Regions from separate parts of the Homo sapiens genome. Here region 2 is linked to region 1. A link is an interaction called in ENCODE POLR2A ChIA-PET data of the cell type or tissue named here. Cell type or tissue: PC-3. All regions are shown on one strand. Links, peaks and the distances in the headings refer to the core of each region. The heading gives the core; the rest is flanking DNA.

Region 1 (4,398 bases), core at 103-4,102:
ACTGATCTCTCACGGTAGGGGGAGGGGATGAAGGGCACAGGGACAACAAGGTACATGCAGTTGACTTAAGAGCAGGGAAAAAACCACAGAGGAATGTTTTGTGTGGGATCCTGAGATAGCAGGGGATATGAGGACCAGAGGCTGCCGCAGACCATTCACAGCCACCCAAGCGCTGCTTCTCCCAGGCTCCCGCTTACCTGAGCCAATGTAAAGATTCTTTTCAAAAAAGTCTTTGCTAGCTGTAGTGTTTATTTAAGGATAAGATGACCCAACTTCCACTATATTTAGTGCATGAAAAACCACAGGTGTTTGACTCCAGGAACTGCTTAGGGTTGTGCTATTAGTTTTCTGACTCCCCTCCCTTCTTGGTTTCATTGTTTCAGCATTGCAGGTGAGCTGGTTTCCTGACTTCTGCAAAAGCCCTCCTGCACTCCCCCGCCCTCCTCTCCAGCCTGCAGGTAGTTTAAATACCCCCATAGTACATGGCTGCCTGGATAAGGTGTGGGGGAAACTGTGATGCTGTTTCCATTTCAATTCTAATTTAAAATGCCATGCCAACCACAATAGGCACCCTATTTTAACTTCATCAGTTGGCTTAATTTTTAATTTTAACTAATCAATTTAATCAGTGGCTTTGTCCTCCTCCTCATTCCTCTTGAAAGGCTTCTGTTGGAAGGCAGGATATTTGCTCTCCCGTGCCTCTTCCATGTGCCACCCTGTAAAATGCAGGACAAAGACAAAATAGCATACTGTAAAAGAACTGACAGCTGGAGCCTGGGAGTCAGACACCCCAGAGCCAGGTGCTGGCTGCAGCAGCTGTATGACGTTTAGGTTTCCTCACCTGTAAACCTAATCATCCTATCTCAGACTTTTTGGAAGATTAAATGCTAATGCTTAGCATGGGACCTGGTGCTCCATGAGCATTCCCCAAACATGTTAACGAGCCTGCAATGGGTCCCCCCACACCTGATTCACAAAGGGAGGGTTGTCTGAGGAAAGCTGCTGGTTTGTCCAAGGAATTCCTTTCCTGGATAAGTGGAAACGGATCTATTACCAGGCAACTCAACACCTCTTAGGCCCTTGAGAGGGGGCTGACATAAAAACTAATATTTGCAGGGTGAGTTATAGTTTACAGAGTGTTTTCAGTGTTGTAATAGTGGGGGAACCAGGCTTTGCAGTCAAATCTTTGTGCATGGGCTCTGTCTCTTACAAGATACGTAACCCTGGGCAACTCAGAGGCGCACTGAGCCTCTGGCTCCTGTGTACAGTGGAAACACTGCTACCTAGCTCACGTTTCTGAGACCTGCAAGCTATGTATATGCAATGTGTACTTGGTCAACCTAAAGCCTTAGTCTAAAGTGAGGAGTTCTCATTCCATTTTCTCATGGGTTTAGTTCCCAACAGGCCTCTTGAGAAAAACCTCATTTACTATCCATATGGAAGGGATGGATTGAAATGGCTGAAAACAGCCTGGCCAAAGTTGCTGTGGTGCTGCCCGTCTCCATCTCTCTCTCTCTCGAACACTATAGCCTCGGATACCTTTTTTCCAGGGAAGCACCCGAAAGAAAGGCAGCGACTCCAGCTTCTCATGCCTTTCCCTTAGGGACATTTCCCATTTTCGGAAACTTCCTAAGTAAAAGGTGGCCCTGGGATGGCCTGCTGTGGTGAAAATGCCCTGAGCTGGGAGACCTGTGATCCAGTCATGGCCAGAACAGGTAGCCTGCGTTGCTCTGAGCTGGGTGAGGAATGGTATGAAACCAAGCCTCCCGACAGGCTCCAGCTCCCTAGATTCTGGGCGGCACTGACAGAAACCTGCTTGAGAGAGTGATGACAGTCAGAGTACTGAGGAGTGGCTCACCGCCAGGGCAGCACATGCTTCTAGGTAGCATTTATCCCCAGGGAAGGACACAGTCCCGTGTTGCAGAAGGCACAGGGCCAGGAGGCAGGAAACCAGCACCGTGGCCCCAGGTCCAATGCCGTCACTTCGGACAGGAAGTCGCTTGACTCAGCTTTTAGGCAGGGAGCAGGGGTAGACCACTCAGCCCAGTCTGGGCACCACCCCTGACTTGCCTCTGACTCCACCTGCCATAAGTGCATACGGAGCTGAAGGCCTCTGGAGAGGATGAGGCTCCAGGCCAAGGTAAGGTGGCAGAATGGCACCATCACACTGAGGCTCTGGCTGCTCAGAGGTCATATGGAAAACCCCCACAGGTCCTGCTGATGCTCTCAGCATCTTCCAGCTGATACTAACCCCAGATTACAACCAAGCGCATTACTATCCCGCCCAGGCGACTACTCGGACAGTGAAGGAGAAAAAGAATCCCCGCTCGTTTAGAAGTGTACTTCTGGAACCCTAGAGGTCCCGGGTGGCAACGACGGGAGCTTCATTCCAAGGCTGAGGAATGAACACTTGGGGATGGCATGAGAGGAATTCTACTAAAACACCAGAAGGATAGGTCTGCCAGGAGGACTGGGTGGGTGGGGAGTTTGAAATAATACTGCTGAGCGTGAAGACTGCAACCCTTAGTACTGACCTTGCTCAGGGGCCAAGAGCTTGTGTTCAATTGTGTTAGTGTCCGGGACATGACTACTCATTCCAGGAAGCTGGGCACCAGCACATCCCACACAAGTTGTCCTGCGTATAAATATTGGTCTGGACAAGGGGACTGAAATGGTTTCTGGCACCAAAATGAGGCATTACAACACATTCAGGTAAATATCCAGGATTCAGCCTCTAAGTGGCTAATGGCCCAAGGACAAGTCCTCCAGGGAAAACCCATCCAGTTCAACATTTGAAGCACCAAATCTATGCCAGTTATGTGAAAAGTGGGCAGAGAATGAAGCACGCAGGTGTTCACAATGTGGGTGAAGAGCTGATGCAACCCAGTAAGAACACGAATAGAAAAAGCAGGAAGGGGGAGGTGGCAGACATAGGGCCTGGTAAGCCAGAGGAGGTGAGGATTAGCTGAGATTTTAGAAGCCTGCTGTGGGGTCACGTGCACGGAAGAAGCTGTGTGCTCCAGAACTCCAAGTAGGCCAGCTTAGTATAGTAGGTCAAAGGATAGGAAGGTAGACTGGGGCTAGCTAGCTCCAGACATCTGCTCTTGCACAGACATGTTGAGTCTGACATCTGCTCTTGCACAGTAGGGTCTTACACAGGTTTTAATGTATGGGAGGGGCCCAGGCACATCTGTTTTAGAAAAAGCCCTTGACAGAGTCAAGAAAAATAGAGACAAGACTCATGAAATAGCCCAAGCAAGAGCTGAAGGCAACCAAGAGGGCAGAGTCAAGGAACATTTCAGAAGGTACACGCAGTAAAAATGGGGAGGAAGAAGATCGTGGGGATGGCTGATGGGCAAGCATAAGATCAGAAAATTGCTCTTCAATGATCCCAATTCTTGTAGTGAAAAGAGAAGAATGTCACCCCAGCCTTCATGAACAGTTCTAGATCCAGACAGTGTCTAACCGATGTGAGTAGATGACTAGAACAGAGGTAGTCCATCATAAAGCTAAAGAGGCCACTGACATGGATGTGGATGGGCAGAATGAAGGGAGGAGTGAAGAGGCAACATGGAGAGTGTGAGCTGGCAGTCAGGGCTTAAGAGGAGTGAGGGTTACTTATTGAGTAAACATGCCAAAGAAGTGATTGGAAGGACTCCACACCTACCAGACTCCAGAGCATGCACATCCTTGGCTGAAAGGTTTGAGGAGGAGCAGGGACAGGTGGAGGCAAGGGGATGAAGGATTTTACACAGCCAAAGACATAAGTTTCATGAGGACAGTTAGGAGAATGCCATAGGATTTCAAAGAAATTCCACAAAGAAGGGAGGCCACGGAAGGGGCAAGACTTGGGGTGGGCAGGGGTTGTTGTGAATTAGATCAAAGGAATGAGGAGGAAGGTTGCTAACCAAAGTCTACAGCATCTCTTTATACCCTTCAAACATCTATCAACCACTCCAAGTATCACTTGTTCACTTCTATACTTCTTTAAAAATGTGAAGAAACTACAGTAGTTGTACATGTATGGCTGAAGTTGTTTTCTTTGTTGTTGTTGAAGTGGGCTAGGAGCTAAAGGGACTGAATTAAACAAGGTGCCAGCAAAGGCGAACTGCAAGACTACACCTGCCGTGGGTATTAGCTGAAAGGCTGTGGTCAACAACGAAGCCTAGTTTAAGTTAGCTGGGCACCTTGAAAAAGAGCCCAAATATTAAGGGATTTGTGGTCTCCAAGGTAACCACACAGCCCTCCCCCCTCAAAAAAGCATCTGTCCTTCAGAGAAGCATCCAAGGCTGATGTTGACAGCTTCCTATTTCTATTCAATGTTTCCTAAAACCTAAAATTCATCATTGAGAAGAAACAAATCAATGAGCATAAATGACAAGTTTTATTTAAATTTTA
Region 2 (4,398 bases), core at 162-4,161, 110 kb before region 1:
TCAGCTATGGAGTCTCCAAAAGGTCTGTGTAAGTTCTCAATAAATATCTTTTGAATCATAAAGTACATAGACTTAGCCCACGCCCACAGGGAGAATACTGAGCAAATCATCTGCTCTCCACTGTTTTCTCCCACCATCCTGATCTGGCTCCTGTGTGACTCTGGAAATAGCCTGAGAATCTGAGCATCTGGATGCTGAAAACCCAGGCGTAGGAGCACTCCCAGTGGGAGAAGTCAGAGGATCGCCTGCTCCAAAGTCCCTGGCCAGGTGCTTCAGTACCTTTCACACCAAACAGACTGTGCAGAGAATGACTATTTTCCTTCCCAAAGGCTCTCTAGCCTCCACAGAGCATTCCTTTTGGAACAGAATGACCAGGGCATTGTTTACAGATTGCAGGAGAGGCGGGACTGGCAGGAAACTTAGAACTAGTCACAAATACTGCCATCAAGTCACCATAAATCAGAAATGCAGGAAAGAAATCTCTTGAGATAGCAGTTTTAAGCGATGAGGCAATATGATTTATTTAACAAAAAAATTAACTTCTCATTTAGTTTTAAGCAACGAGGCAATATGATTTATTTAACAAAAAATTAACTTCTCATTTAGTTTTAAGCAAACCCATAAATTTTATCAAGGCAAAGGAACCTGTATACTCTCTATAGTTGTTGTAGTATAAATTCTGTATTTATGGAACAACCTTGACTTCCACACTTGAGGACAGTTTGTAATCTTGAGGACAGTAACATAGTTTACAAAATTATGCATTGACACAAAGCTTTACAGATGATAGGGCCCACTGAGGACAAACTGATAGATGAATGTGGTGAAGCAGAAGATATATAGAGAGATATATAGATATGGTTAACAACTTCATGTTTTAGTAAAGTAGGTAAGAGTTCTCCCAGTCATTCCCAATAGTGTTTGCTGGTATCACATTCTTAAATGTATAAAAGAAATTTAAGCATTTTGCCTTAAAATGATTCTAATGAGGCTCTCTCTATACTGGTTCCAAGGGCTGGGACACAGCTGATGATGTGATGCTGAGCAGAACTGTTCTCTAGAAGGTTAACAAGACTTGTGTTCTAAAAGCAAATACTCTGAGCATCTACATGTGCCAGGTTATTGTCAAGGCACTGGAGGTGAGCCATGTATAAATCTTTGAAGGAAACCACAATCTGTTGTGGAAATAAATTTGCACAAAAATAAAACCAAAAAGGGATAGAGAGGAAAGCGGAAACACTGAATGAGAGTTGAGCTTGTAACTCCTGGTCCTGGGTTGCAAAAGTGGCCTCTGCTGTTGGAAATATCGAAGAAGGACCTAATTGGAAGAAAAAGAACAGAACAGATGGAGAGGCCACAGTTTTGTTTTGTTTTGTTTTGGTAATAGTGCTTTTTGCTAATTTTTTAATCAAATACATGAACATGCCTGAATGGTAAGGAGATATTTATAATGAAAAGCAACACACTGCCCACCTCTATTGATGCTTCCTAGAGATAACCACGTTTAACTCTTTTAACTGTTTATTCTGGATATACAATCTGCCTCTACCACTATTTCTTAATTTACCAATTTGGAGTCATACCCATTGACTTTCTGCTCTCCTGGATGAGATTTAAGTCTCTAGCTCCATCTTTGCCAATCTAGATCCTCCAATGTAGTTGTCAGTATTTTAAGTTCCTTGAATAAAGGAATGAAATAAAGTATTCATGACTTTATTTCTTTTCCATTCACCATGACAGTATTTTCCAATTCCGCATTGTTATAGACAGTCTGTGTCCTCCAAAAATACACATGTTGAAACCCTAATCCCCAATGTGACTGTATTTGGAGATAGGGCCTTTAAAAAGGTAATTGAGGTAAATGAGGTCATAAGAGTGGGAACATAATCCAATAGGACTGGTGTCCTTATAAGAAGAGGAAGAGACATCAAGAATGTGCATGTGCAAAAGAAAGGCCATGTAAGGACACAGTAAGAAGAGGGCCATGTGCAAGCCAAGGAGAGCAGCCTCAGGAGAAACCAACTCTGCAGACACCTTGACCTTCGACTTCCAGGCTCCAGAACTGTGGGAAATACATTTCTGTTCTTTAAGCAACCCTGTTTGTGGTATTTTGTTATGGTAGCCCTAGCAGACTAATATACCTACTTTGTAATATTAGAATCATTTATTTGCATTATAATAACTATATTTTTATTTTCCATAACTTCTTTCTGTTCCATGATTGTCCCTTTTTCATTTGATTCTGATCTTGTTTGCTGGCTTTGATATGTCTCAAAATCATTCGAAGAATAATAATTATAAGTTTTAAAAAGTTTTTTCTGCAACAAGGATTTCATTTTAAAGGAATAAAAAAAAGAACGGTAAGTAAATAAATGTTTTTCTTTTCTCCAGCTATTTTCTTGGTTTATTTTCATGTCTCTCTTTTCTATTGCAGGACTTCCTCAAATGTCTGGAGACCTTTAATTTACCCAAGAGAAATTACTGTTACAATTTGGGAAATTTCCTTTCTGCTTTTTCTTTACTAGTGTAACTTTATGTATAAAAATGATATAAAATATTGGTATGAACATCTGGGGCTCTAAAATGTTACAGATGTCAGTGACACACTCAGACCTCTCAGACACTCAGAATATTTCCCTTTGCCTTCTTAATGGAGAAAACAGTGATTCTATTAAACCTGCCTAAAAATAACTGAATATAACAAGAAAACTACAGAACAATATCCCTCATAAACATAAATGCAAAATTTCTAAACAAAATTTAAGCAAATCAAATTTAACAATAAGTTAAAATATAATGGATTATGACCAAGTGGAGTTTATCCTAAGAATGCAAACTTGGCTTAACATTAAAAAACCAATCAAGGTAGCTAACTGTATTATTAAATTAAATGTAAAAGGAAAACCATACGATCATCTCAATAGACATGGGAAAAGCATTAGACAAAAATTAATACCCGTTCAGGAAAAATATTATCAGCAATTTAGAGATGTAAAGGAAGTTCTAAACCTGATAAAGGGCATCTATGGAAAAAACAAAACCCTATGGCTTATATTTGCTATAGAAAGACTGGATACTTTTTCCCTAAGACAGTGAAAAAGGCAAGGATGTCCATTCCTACCACTTCTATTCAACATGATAGTGGAGGTCCCAGCCAATGCAATGAGGCAAGTAAAAGAAATAAAAGGCATACAGATTGGAGAAGAAGAAGTAAAGCCAGCAACATACGGAGACACTATCACTACAAAAAATTTAAAAAAGTAAATAGCCAGGCATGGTGGCATCCATGGGTGGTCCCAGCTACCTGGGAGGCTGAGGTAGGATCCCTTGAGCTCAAGAGGTCAAGGCTGCAGTGAGCTGTAATTGTGCTACTGTGCTCCAGCCTGGGTGACAGAGCAAGACCATGTCTTAAAGGAAAAAAAAAAAAAAGGAGAAAAAGAAGTAAAGCTAGATTTATTCACAGACAACATAACCATCTATGTTGGAAATCCTAAGTAATCTACAACAATGGTACTGTAAATGATAAATAAGCTTAGCAGGGTTGCAGAATATAATGCCAATATACATAAATCAATGGCATTTCTTTGTATTAGAAATAAGCAATTGATAAAGGAAATTTAAAACAATACCATTTACACTAGCATAAAAATATGAAATGCTTAGGGACTGATTTAACAATATGTGTACTCTGAAAACTACAAAATGTTGAAAAGAGACATTTAAAATACCTAAATAAATGGAGAGATATACCAGGCTCCTAGATTGAAAGAGCCTGCTATATCTCTCTCTTTATTTAAGTATTTTAAATAAATTCAATATTGTTAACATGTCAATTCACTGCAAATTGATCTACAGATTTAACATAATCTCAATCAAAATCCCATTAGGCTTCTTTTTTTGTAAAAATTAACGAGCTTATTATAAAATTTATATAAGAATACAAATGAGCTAGGATAACCAAAACAATTTTAAGAAGAGGGGAACAATATTGGAGGGCTTACATTCCTGATTCAAGATTTATTATAAAGCTACAGTCATCAAGACAATGTGGTATTGACATCAAGATATACAAATAGATCAATGGAATCCCATGGAGAATCCAGAAATACATCCAAATAAATATGGTCAACTGATTTTCAAAAAAATGCAAAGACAATTCAGTGGAGAAAGAATATCTCTTCAACAAATGGTGCTGAAACAATTGGATATCTACATAAAACAACAAATAACTTCAATCCACACCTCACACTATATTCAGAATTAATTCAAAAATTAACTCAAGATCTAGCTGATCTAAGTCTAAAAGATATAAATATATAATAAAGATCTAAATAATGTAAATTTAAATGATCCAAAAGATCTAAAGCTAAATCTAAAACTATGTAACTTCCAGAAGAA

The links. ChIA-PET counts read pairs that join two places held together with the same protein. Peaks named below come from ENCODE experiments on the same cell type or tissue, not always from the same donor. Only the 100,000 strongest peaks of a DNase experiment are listed, where the experiment ranks them.
Region 2: POLR2A ChIA-PET joins it to region 1 with 10 read pairs; 1 of 35 experiments calls an interaction of 5 or more read pairs at or near these places.

The regions. Positions count from the first base shown.
Region 1 is chr1:117,628,357-117,632,754 of GRCh38, reverse strand. It overlaps TENT5C (terminal nucleotidyltransferase 5C), which reads right to left. Exons shown (of 2, transcript NM_017709.4): 2 at 4,366-4,398. Among named protein-coding and RNA genes, the nearest start is that of TENT5C, 25 kb to the right of the region's middle. RefSeq lists enhancers at 1,346-1,896, 1,897-2,447. In PC-3, for the core only: no CTCF peak of the experiment used is centred there; DNase peaks (open chromatin) are centred at 264, 1,114 and 1,924; H3K4me3 peaks cover 1,147 bases; H3K27ac peaks cover 1,809 bases.
Region 2 is chr1:117,736,401-117,740,798 of GRCh38, reverse strand. No RefSeq gene overlaps it. Among named protein-coding and RNA genes, the nearest start is that of TENT5C, 130 kb to the right of the region's middle. In PC-3, for the core only: no CTCF peak of the experiment used is centred there; no DNase peak of the experiment used is centred there; H3K27ac peaks cover 314 bases.